Linked DNA regions of Homo sapiens: region 2 is linked to region 1. A link is a contact called in ENCODE Hi-C or POLR2A ChIA-PET data. All regions are on one chromosome and are shown on one strand. The core of a region is the stretch at or near the end of the contact, and the rest is flanking DNA. Distances in the headings are between cores, read along the strand shown. Region 1 holds the start of ST3GAL3 (ST3 beta-galactoside alpha-2,3-sialyltransferase 3). Region 2 overlaps PTPRF (protein tyrosine phosphatase receptor type F).

Region 1 (4,567 bases), core at 1,276-3,775:
AGCTGATGCCACCTCTTTGTCTTCCCCTAAAGGAGAACATGGGGATAACATGGGTGTGTGCCCACAACACTCTAGGTGCAGAGCCCCTGTGGCAAAGTATTACAGGGTGTGGGTGGGGATTACCCTGAATCGGGGATTTTAATGATGGAAGCAGGCAGAGCCTGGTGGGTGATTCTGTCAACAGAAAATTGCAATCATGCAGGGGCTGGGAGGGTTAGGATGAAAAAACTGGGGCCATTGGAGGCCCACTGTAGGTGGGAGGGAGCTGATTTTGGGGTGGGGGGTGGGACTAGAGGGCAATACTGAAGGGGTTAAACAGGTTTTTGCTCCTCAAGAATTTGTTTGCCTGGGCCCAGGATTGGAGGGCTTCACACCAATACCCTGTGTATACAAGAATCAGATTTATAATACTTCCCCTTTTTTGTTACGTATGAACACTATAAACCAAATTATTTTGAAAACTGGTGCATCACCTTGTCCTTAGCAATAAAATGTGTTGAGCAGAGGATTGGCTGTCTGCCCCAAGGAGCCCACGTGGCCCACGTCAGGCTGGGGGGTGTATCTAGAGTCATAGGCTCTGGAGCGGGGCTGTGTATTTTAAGACAAATCAGTAAGGCATTCCCTAGGAAGTTCCAGAGAGTGGGTCCTTTGCTTGTCAAGCTCTGTATTAGGCCAAGTATGGTGGGTCATGGGAGCAGGGACACTTCTGGCTCTGAGCACCTCTTTGTTGTGCTTGCTCTGCCTTAGAGACGGGCAAGATGAGGTAACAGAGGAAGCACCAGACCAATGAGTCCTCTCAACAGAGTATCTCTCACTGCTGCCCCATTTGATACATCTTTGTTGAACTGGCCTAAGTTCATGCCAGCATCTGTGCTCTATACAAATTGTGGAACCAGTGGGAAGGATGGGTGCATTTTAGGTGCTTGAAAAGCAAGGGACTCAACCTCCAGTGGGATCCTCAGATTGCTCTCCGAGCTGTCTAGTTGGTGAGAAGCTTCCCTGGAGGAAGACCCAATCTCCTTTGGCTGGTAGATCCCTGAGGTCAAAGTGGACAAGGATGGGGAACCACAGAGCAGGGAGGGGGGCAATGAATAGGTGCAGGACTTGGGTGCCCCGGAGCTGCACCGGCTGGCCCTTAAACAGCCAGGCACTTCCTGTGGCATGGCCCTGTCCAGGTGCAGGAGAGGCTTAGGTCAGTTCAGCTGCTCTGGATGCTTCCTTGTGTCCCTGGGGGTTGAGAGGTGGTTGCTACTTGGTATCTCATTGTGGAGAAAGGGAGGTGCAGGAGGTGATCTTTTCTATGTCAGCTCCCTCCTGGGGCCCAGGGAGGGAAGTTGGCCTTTTTTTTTCTTTGCCCACACTCCACTTGGGGATTCCCAGGGGATGTAGCAAGGGAGGCTGGGCAGAACCAGGCCTTAGTGGATTGGTGAGAGAACACTAATCCATACATCTTTGGAAGAGAGGAACACTTCACCAGCCTTTTTACACAGGATCCCTACCTTTCTCGATGACCCCACTGCCTCCAGGGGTGGGCGCTGGGTTTAATCCCAGCAGTTTTTACTCAACAGCTGACCAGTTTTCCAGAAACTGCACTTTTTTTTTTTGGTCAACCTAATAACTCTTAGGAAACTGCAACTCAGGTGATCCAAATCACACAGACCGGCCCGTTCTCTCCCCTACTGGCTGCCTATGCAGTCGGGTCGACCTCAAGAGAACTGGCCCCAGCCAAAAGCGGCACCTCCCGGCCTGCCAGTCCCTTCCTGCCTTAGGCAGCTCCTCCCAGAAGCCTTTTTGTAGGGCAAACTGCCTTCCCTTTGTAAGGTAGGGCCTTTGGATCCAAGGTTGCAGTTTAAAGACCACCCCGACTTTGTTGAGGAATTAAGTTTTAAATTCCGCCCCAGGCGGATAACACCAGGGCTCAGCCGCAGGAATGAAAAAGGAGTGGGAGGGCTGCAAAGTGTACGTGGGGCTTGGAGGCCTTGTGCCACGCGCGGACTAAAAATGTTCTACGAGTCTCTTAACGCTCACCCCCGTGCCCCCTTACCCACCAGGGCCCACGGAGGTCCGAAGCTTTCGGCCTCAGTGAGCGGAATGGGTGCGCTCACGACCTGGAGGGCGAGATGAGATGTCCCTCGGCGTGAAGTGGCCGTGACTACCCTAGCACTTTGCGTTCCCCGCGCGGGCGACGAAACACGCTCTCGAGGGGAGAGAGCCGTGCGTCCTCTGGGCCGTGAAGCCAGGGGAAGAGGGTTCCTCTAGACAGCTCGATGTGCCCGGGAGAGACACCCACGCTGAACCTGCAAGCTGGGGTGCTCCACCAGCGCGAACCTCTCGCCCCGCACTCGCCGCAGCACTGCTCTCGTGGTAGGCGGGGTGGGCGGGACGGCAAATCCGCGGCTCCTGCGTCTATTGGGCTGCTCGGGGCAGCGCAGCTCCGCATTGGCCAGGCCCTCGCTCCGCCCGGCTTCCGCGAGCCCATTGGTCGCAGGCGCCCGACCGGGTCGCGGCCGCGCGCTCCGCCCGCCGCTGCGTCCCCACTATGGCGGCGCCCATGCAGCCCAGCGCGTTGTGGGCTCCCGCCGGGGTCCCCCGCGGCTGTCGCCGCCGCCTACGCCGCTGCCTCCGCCTTCCTGCCCCGCGTCGGGCCGGGCGCCACCTCCCCCCTGCCTCCCTCTCCGCTGTGGTAAGGGCCTGCCCAGTGCGCTTCGGGGCGCGATGGCTGACCGCGAATAACGGTCGCCGCTCCGCCCCGCCCCTCCCCCGCCGGCCGCGGGTCCCGGGCTGGGCGGGGCGCGGAGCCCGCGCGCTAGTGCCCGGGAAGGCGGGGTCGGGGCACGGCCCAGTCGTCCTTCGGGCTGGGGGCCCAGTACCTGGATGACCTCTCCTGGGTGGGGGCCGCCGAGCCTGGGGGAAAGGCCGGCCGGACGCAGGCCAGGAGGTCTGAGATCATCTCCGTGTGAAACCCCGCAGCGCTGCGCACCTTGGCGCAGAGCACGGACACCGTCATTCGGGCCCTGCTGTGGGAAAAGGAAAGAAAAGTCCAGGGAGCGCCTGAGCGGGAATCGGCAGCGTTTGGGTAGCGGTTGTCATTGCTTACTGCTCTAGCGGGGGCCAGAACTGGGGTCAGTTTGATCGGCAAAGTACGCCTCTCTTGCTTCCTTTCCTTCTGGCACTTTCCCCCGTTGTGTCCTCGGTGCTTTTGCTTGCAAGAGAAAATATCTTAGTGAGGAGGGCAGGTTTGGTTAGGAGAGTGTCCCATGAACATTTTGGATTCCTTTTTACAACAATGTCCATTTTTATGATTCCTCAGTAAGCCTCATTTATGTTTCCTTCACGTATGAGGAAGGAGTGAAACCTGATAACTGAATGTAATTAATTGAGGGAAGGACCAGTGAAGGCGGCTATTACCTCAGAAAGTAAAATACTCAAACTTTTCAGTGGATGTACTGTGAATTATAGATAGCTGGACATTAAGGTAGGAAAAAACTCTTATTAGGTTACTAAAAGTAAGATAGTCCCCATGACAAATTAGGTTGTTTCTAAGGCAGAATTATCTTGTAGAGATGATCACTGAAATGTTTGGTGTACTTTCAAGTCAACAGAGGATTAAAAGGAAGCTGGCACAGAAATTTATAGCCAAATGATACTTTCAAATAATCTCTTAAGGCAATACAGCTCCTCCTATGATTAGAGATTCTTAAGGATATTTTGAGATATTAAGTGGTGAATCTCTCCATTTCGCGTGTCTAACTGTCTAACCATGGTTTAATAAAAATAAAATGTTAACGATGAAACAAGACATTCATGTTCTCAGAGACTAACAGACTTTGTATCAATCAATGGAACGCCTCTTGAGTACATATTTTATGCAAGGCATTGACTGAGGGGAAACTCAAAACCATTTAAGATAAGAAACTTGCTCTAATGGGCCTATAATATACTTGAGGGAATAAAGCACACACATGACAATGATAACTGTGATATGGTCTCTAGAATTCCAAGATGGTAGGTACTCTGAGAAACCGAGAAAAGGAGAAATCCATGTGTTTGAGGAAGGTTTCACAGGGAAGCTGAGGCTTGAATTGGGTCATGAAGAGTGGGTAGCCGGCTGTATGAAGGGGAAGAAGTGAGCAGATGAGAAAGTGAGGATGACAAAGGTGCAGGGGAACCTGAGATGCTCATGGGTGGTTCCAGGGGGTTTCTTAGCAGAAAAAGCAGGATATGAGGTTGCACAAAAGGTAGGTTGATGGCATTAATCCAAGAGGTACCTTTGTCCTGTGTGGTGCAAAGAGTAAACAAGTAATAGAATTTACTTCAAAGGAAGCTGTAGCTAACTATCAGGAATACAGTAACACTTTACTTGTCATTGTCACTTTTTCTTTTTTCTTTTTTTTTTGAGACAGGGTCTCCCTCTGTCACCCATGCTGGAGTGCAGTGAATGTGGCTCTCTGCAGCCTTGACTTTCTGGACTCAGGCGATCCTCCCACCTCAGCTTCCCAAGTAGCTGGGACCACAGGCAGGTGACCTGGAGAATTAAAAAAAATTTTTTTTGTAGAGACAGGGTCTT
Region 2 (4,920 bases), core at 2,069-4,568, 150 kb before region 1:
ACAAAAAATTAGCCAGGCATGGTGGTGTGCACCTGTGGTCCCAGCTACTCGGGAGGCTGAGGTGGGAGGATTGCTTGAGCCTAGGAGGTGGAGGCGGAGGTTACAGTGAGCTGAGATTGTGCCACTTGTACTCCAACCTGGGTGACAAAGTGAGACCCCCCTCTCAAAAAAAAAAAAGACTAAAGAAAAGTGAGCCTGAGAGCTTAGGAGGAGCACATTTCAGAGGGGAACGGAGAGAGGAACATCAGGCCCGTTGGTAGCTGAGGAGAGGTGCGGTTAGATCTGTGCTCCCCAAAGATCCTCTGCTGAACATAAGGGGCAACGCCTTGTCTCCTGTGCTGTGTCCTGCGGGTGGAGGTGGATTGGAGGGAAGCGGAGGGCGAGGCCTGGTTGAGGGGCGGGGCCTGCCTGTCTGGTCCCCCGGGCTGCCTTGGGCCAGCTTGGCCTAGTCTGTTGGGTGGGCGGGCAGGGTGCAGGCTCCTCTCCAGCCTCCAAGGGAGGGGAGTTGTTCTGCCTCCTCGATAGCCCCAGGCCTTGGGCACAGCCCAGCCTCCCACGGCTCTTGGGCCCTCCTCCTTCCAGGCCGCCGGTGACCCACACCTGGCTCTCCTCCCCGGCGTCTCCTCTCCGCTTCTTTGTTTGGAGCGGAGGCCCCGCCCCACCCCGCCCCCAGGCGCACTCGCCCGGCCATTCCGGTTCAGCCGGTTCCAGCCCCCAGTTTCTGCCGCTGCAGGTCCCGGCAGGAGCTGGAGGGGCACTTTCTCCCTGGGTTTCTCTTCCCTGGTGCAGCAGGGGCCGCGGTCCTCATCCTCCTGGTTCCTCAGTTCGGTCCTTCTTTCATTCTCCACCCCTGGGTGCCAGGAACTGGGTCAGACACTGGGACAGGAATCCAGACAGGCATGCTATCTGCCCTGCCCAGGGTTATGTTCTAGGAGGGGAAGCAGCCATTAATCAAACACCAAAAATGTGGAAAAGTAATAATCTCACACGTGTGCATAATAAACTGTGAGTGAAAGTTATAAGCTCGGCAGGTAGGTAATAAGCTAGGAGCAGTGCTGTGGGAGGCAAGGGAGTTACCCGGGAGTTTCAAACTAGGAACTGAGCTCATAGGTTGGGGGCAGGGGGACTGGAGAAGGCAGTGATACTTAAATGGAGAGCAGAAGGATGAATGGAAGTTAGAGTGTATGGCGGAGGTTGGCAGAAGCAGCAGCTTATGCAAAGGCCCTGTGGCTGCAGGGAACATGACGTTGCTCTTTAGAGGAGCCAAAGCTGGGGCTCTGGGGAGAGCAGCTGGGTCAGACCCCGCGGCTTTGTCTGCCATAACAGGTGTTTGGAGAGTGATTCGGCAGGTCTTTGGAGGGTTTTGATAGGGCGGGGTGTCGGGGGAGGCTGTCAGCTCACTCTGGACACTGAGTAGAGAACAGACGGGAGGCGTGGGGCAGGCCTGGAGGCAGGGGCTTCCGCGTGTTAGGCCAGTGGAGTGCCAGTCAAGGGAAGGTGGTATCTGGACTAGGGTGTGGCAGCGCAGGTGGAGAACCCTGAGCTGCTTTGTGGAGGGCTTCAAGTGTGGGGGAAGAGTGCACGGTATGGGGGTGGGGGACAGGAGACACCCCCAGTGGAGCCTGAGCAGGAGAGTCGTGTCTGAGAGGGTCTGTCTGGAAGGCGCAACAGAGGCCAACTTTGCAGACAGCTGCAGTCGGGAGAGCCTGGAGCCTCCTTCAAAGGGCATTCAGGGGAAGGGCAAGGCACGCTGGGGGGTTCTGGACCTTCTGTGGTGTCTTCTTGTCTTTCTGGTCCCTACAGCCTCCCTGAGCTGGCTGCCCGAGCCTGCCCTAGGCACTCTAAGAACATAGTCAGTCCCAAGGTCTCCCTCCAGGGAAGGCCGTAGGTGAGCTTAGGAGTGAGAAGGCTGGATCAAAGCCTGGCTCCATGCCTGCATCCCTCTGACTTGCCAGTCATTTCACCCTCCGAGCCTCTATTTCCCCACCTCTTAAATGGGGATAATAATACTACCTACCTTATGGGATTGCGGTAAGACTGATAATGCTGGTACGAGTGACAGCTTCCCTCATGGAAGGCCCACCACGTAAAGCAGTTTACAGCCATCTCATTCCATCTATGACAGAATCCTGTGTCACTGTTTTGGAGATGGGAAAAAAGAGGCTCAGAGATGGTGAGTGACTTGCATAATAATTACATAAAACCCCCAGAGCCCCTGGCCCCTGGAGTTCTCAAAAGTTCCTTCTCTGTTGGTACCTGCAGCTGCCACTCCCTACCCCGCTCCCATAGACCCTCTCCTCCTTGGAGACTCTGCCCCATCTGCCGTCCCTTCTCTGCTGGATCAACACCTTTTCCCTCTCTGCTGGCTCCCATCAGTATTTAAACATTGCCTTTCATATCTGTCTTCAAGAAAAAAAGAAAAAAAAAATTCACAAACCTCCCTTCCCGCCTCATCCTTTCCAGCTGCTGGCTGTATAGTCACCTGTACTTCCCTCTCTCCCTCATCGCCTCCCAGTCATTCTTTGGCCTTCTTTGGTCTGGCTTTGGCCCCCACCCACCACTCCACTGACTCTGTTCTTGTCAAGGTCCCTGACAATCTTGTGTGAACTGTTTTGTACCAGGTGTTTGACAGTCAAACATGCCTGAATTCAGGTCCCAGATGTGCCCCTCACTGGCATGTGATCTTGGACAAGTGACTTGACCCCTCTGAGCCTGTAAACTGAGGATAATAGCAATGAAGGACTAAAGATAAAGAACCTGGTGCAGAGTGGGTGCTTGGCAAAGGATTGTCATCATCGCACACGTTTCTGTGCCAGGGACCAGGCTGGGCCTGGGCTCCTGGGGACCAAACAGGTGGTCTGAAAGGTCATTTCTCACAGCACTAGCCCTTTTTGGAGCTGTTCATTGGTCTGATTAATAGGAAATGGATCAGCTGTCAAGATTAACGAGCTATTGCTACAAGATTGTAGCAAATGGGTTGGGCTTCTCTGGGTTCATGACCCTAGGTGGTTGAATTCTTAGGGATAGGGGCTGTGGACTGGCCCTGGTATGTGTACTGAGGTGATGAGGGTGTGGCAGTGCCATGTCTGAGCCCCTACCTTTCTTCTCCTCCCTCTGCCTCCCTGTGGACACCTTGAGGAGACTGTCAGAAGGCAATAACTAAGTCGGGGGGGAGGGATGGGAGAGGCAGATTTACAGGAAAGCATTCACCTGGGAAGATATCCAGAGAGACTTAGGAACTGGACTGTCTAGGCCTTTGGGACTGCTGCTGGTATGTGGGGGCTGGGAGAGAGGGAGGAGTCTCGGTTCCTGGCCGGAGCCCCGGGGTGGATGGTGGTGCCATCACTGAGATGGAGAGCAGGGGGAGGGACAACTCTCAGGGAGAGCTGGAGCTCTTCCCAGCAGCTCTCCAGCACGCCTTTTTCCTGGAGCTTGGAATTGATGTGGGGCGGGCAACAGAAGGGTGCAGTGGTAGTGTGAACTCCAGACTTGGAACACCTGGGTTCAGATCTTAGCTCTACCACTTACCAGCTGTGTCATATGGGACAAATCCCTTAACCTCTCTGGGCCTCTAGAAACAGATACAGTTATAGCACTCACCTCATATGCTTAACAGAGTTAAAAAATGTTAAACTCTCTGAACAGTGCCTGGCACATACTAAGCGCTACATAAAGGTGAGGTGTCCTTGTTTTCTTTGTAGGTCTTTCTCTCTGCCCCCATGACTGCCACCTTCCTCACTGGCCATTCCTATAGTGACTGTGCTGTGGTGACTTGGTGTCTCCATCTCTTCCAGGCAAACCTGTCTTCATTAAAGTCCCTGAGGACCAGACTGGGCTGTCAGGAGGGGTAGCCTCCTTCGTGTGCCAAGCTACAGGAGAACCCAAGCCGCGCATCACATGGATGAAGAAGGGGAAGAAAGTCAGCTCCCAGCGCTTCGAGGTGCGTCTGTGGTGGGAAGGGGTCGGCAGGGCTCAGGGTCTGCCCACACTCTCTCCTTTCAGTGTCCCTCCTCATGGACCTTTTGGAGGTGGGAGGACAACTGACCCTGAGCAGGCTCCTGTGTCCTGAGTAGGCTGTGACCCCATGTCTGTCCTCTGACAGGTCATTGAGTTTGATGATGGGGCAGGGTCAGTGCTTCGGATCCAGCCATTGCGGGTGCAGCGAGATGAAGCCATCTATGAGTGTACAGCTACTAACAGCCTGGGTGAGATCAACACTAGTGCCAAGCTCTCAGTGCTCGAAGGTACGTGCTAGGGAGACGTGGCACGGTGGGCTGCCGGGCTGAGGCGTGGGAAGAGCCAGCCAGCCCTGATCCTGTCCTGGGCCCATGTGCATTTGGCAGAAAGGAGGACTGGCCACCTCGGGGTCAGTGAAAGTCAGTGGTGGACAGGGATAGTCATTGGATCTGGCCTGGATTGTGCGGCTTATGCTGAGGCCAGCCATGTGGGGCATGATGCCTTTGTATTCTCCTGCTGAGCCGGGTCGTTGGTTGGGTGGGGTCTGGGGTCTGACTTGAGGTGTGGAGCTGCAGCTGTGTATCCCTTGGGTTACGTGGTTATGGCTGTGGCTGTTTGGCAGTGAACCGGATTTCCATGTGGAGCCTGGCCGTAGGTGTCAGGCAGGTGTGTTCCTTGTTGCCCCTGTGAGCTGAGGGCTGGGGCTCTGTCCGTGGATTTTAGTGTCTTCTCTCACTTGGTGGCTTCTCCATTCATTCACAAACACTCCCTGGACCACCTTGAAGTCCTCTGAGCACCGAGGAGGAGGAAGCTGTGTCTAAGCCAAGTCTTGAGGACAGGTGGGAGTTGGGGGTGGCAGTTGGCAGCTAGGCAGGTGCCCAGGCCCAGAAGCAAGAGAGGATGGAGCTTTCAGAGAGCTCTGAGTAGTTCAATTTGGGTTTTCTGGAGGGCAGAGGGGGAGCT

What was found. Hi-C counts contacts between places; a loop is a spot of excess contacts on that map. ChIA-PET counts read pairs that join two places held with the same protein, here RNA polymerase II (POLR2A). Pooled maps may share reads with other maps.
Region 2: a loop to region 1 is called in a pooled map, with 8 times the contacts of the local background. The contact joins the enhancer-like site here to the promoter of ST3GAL3 in region 1. A Hi-C loop is called at or near these places in 5 of 50 pooled maps. POLR2A ChIA-PET finds 5 or more read pairs at or near these places in 5 of 52 experiments (AG04450, H1, HEK293 and 2 more).

The regions. Positions count from the first base shown.
Region 1 is chr1:43,705,011-43,709,577 of GRCh38, forward strand. It overlaps ST3GAL3 (ST3 beta-galactoside alpha-2,3-sialyltransferase 3), which reads left to right and starts at 2,526. Exons shown (of 12, transcript NM_006279.5): 1 at 2,526-2,683. It overlaps KDM4A-AS1 (KDM4A antisense RNA 1), which reads right to left and starts at 2,331. Exons shown (of 5, transcript NR_033827.1): 1 at 2,049-2,331. KDM4A (lysine demethylase 4A) reads left to right here. Exons shown (of 22, transcript NM_014663.3): 22 at 1-508. It overlaps ST3GAL3-AS1 (ST3GAL3 antisense RNA 1), which reads right to left. Exons shown (of 4, transcript NR_125986.1): 4 at 4,382-4,525. RefSeq lists enhancers at 1,961-2,478, 2,204-2,283 and silencers at 2,414-2,913, 2,944-2,993.
Region 2 is chr1:43,549,698-43,554,617 of GRCh38, forward strand. It overlaps PTPRF (protein tyrosine phosphatase receptor type F), which reads left to right. Exons shown (of 34, transcript NM_002840.5): 4 at 3,795-3,940; 5 at 4,103-4,244. Among named protein-coding and RNA genes, the nearest start is that of PTPRF, 21 kb to the left of the region's middle. RefSeq lists an enhancer at 1-405. Within about 2 kb of position 3,319, at least 11 of the 41 ENCODE cell types and tissues checked have a DNase peak (open chromatin) inside an H3K27ac peak, as active enhancers do.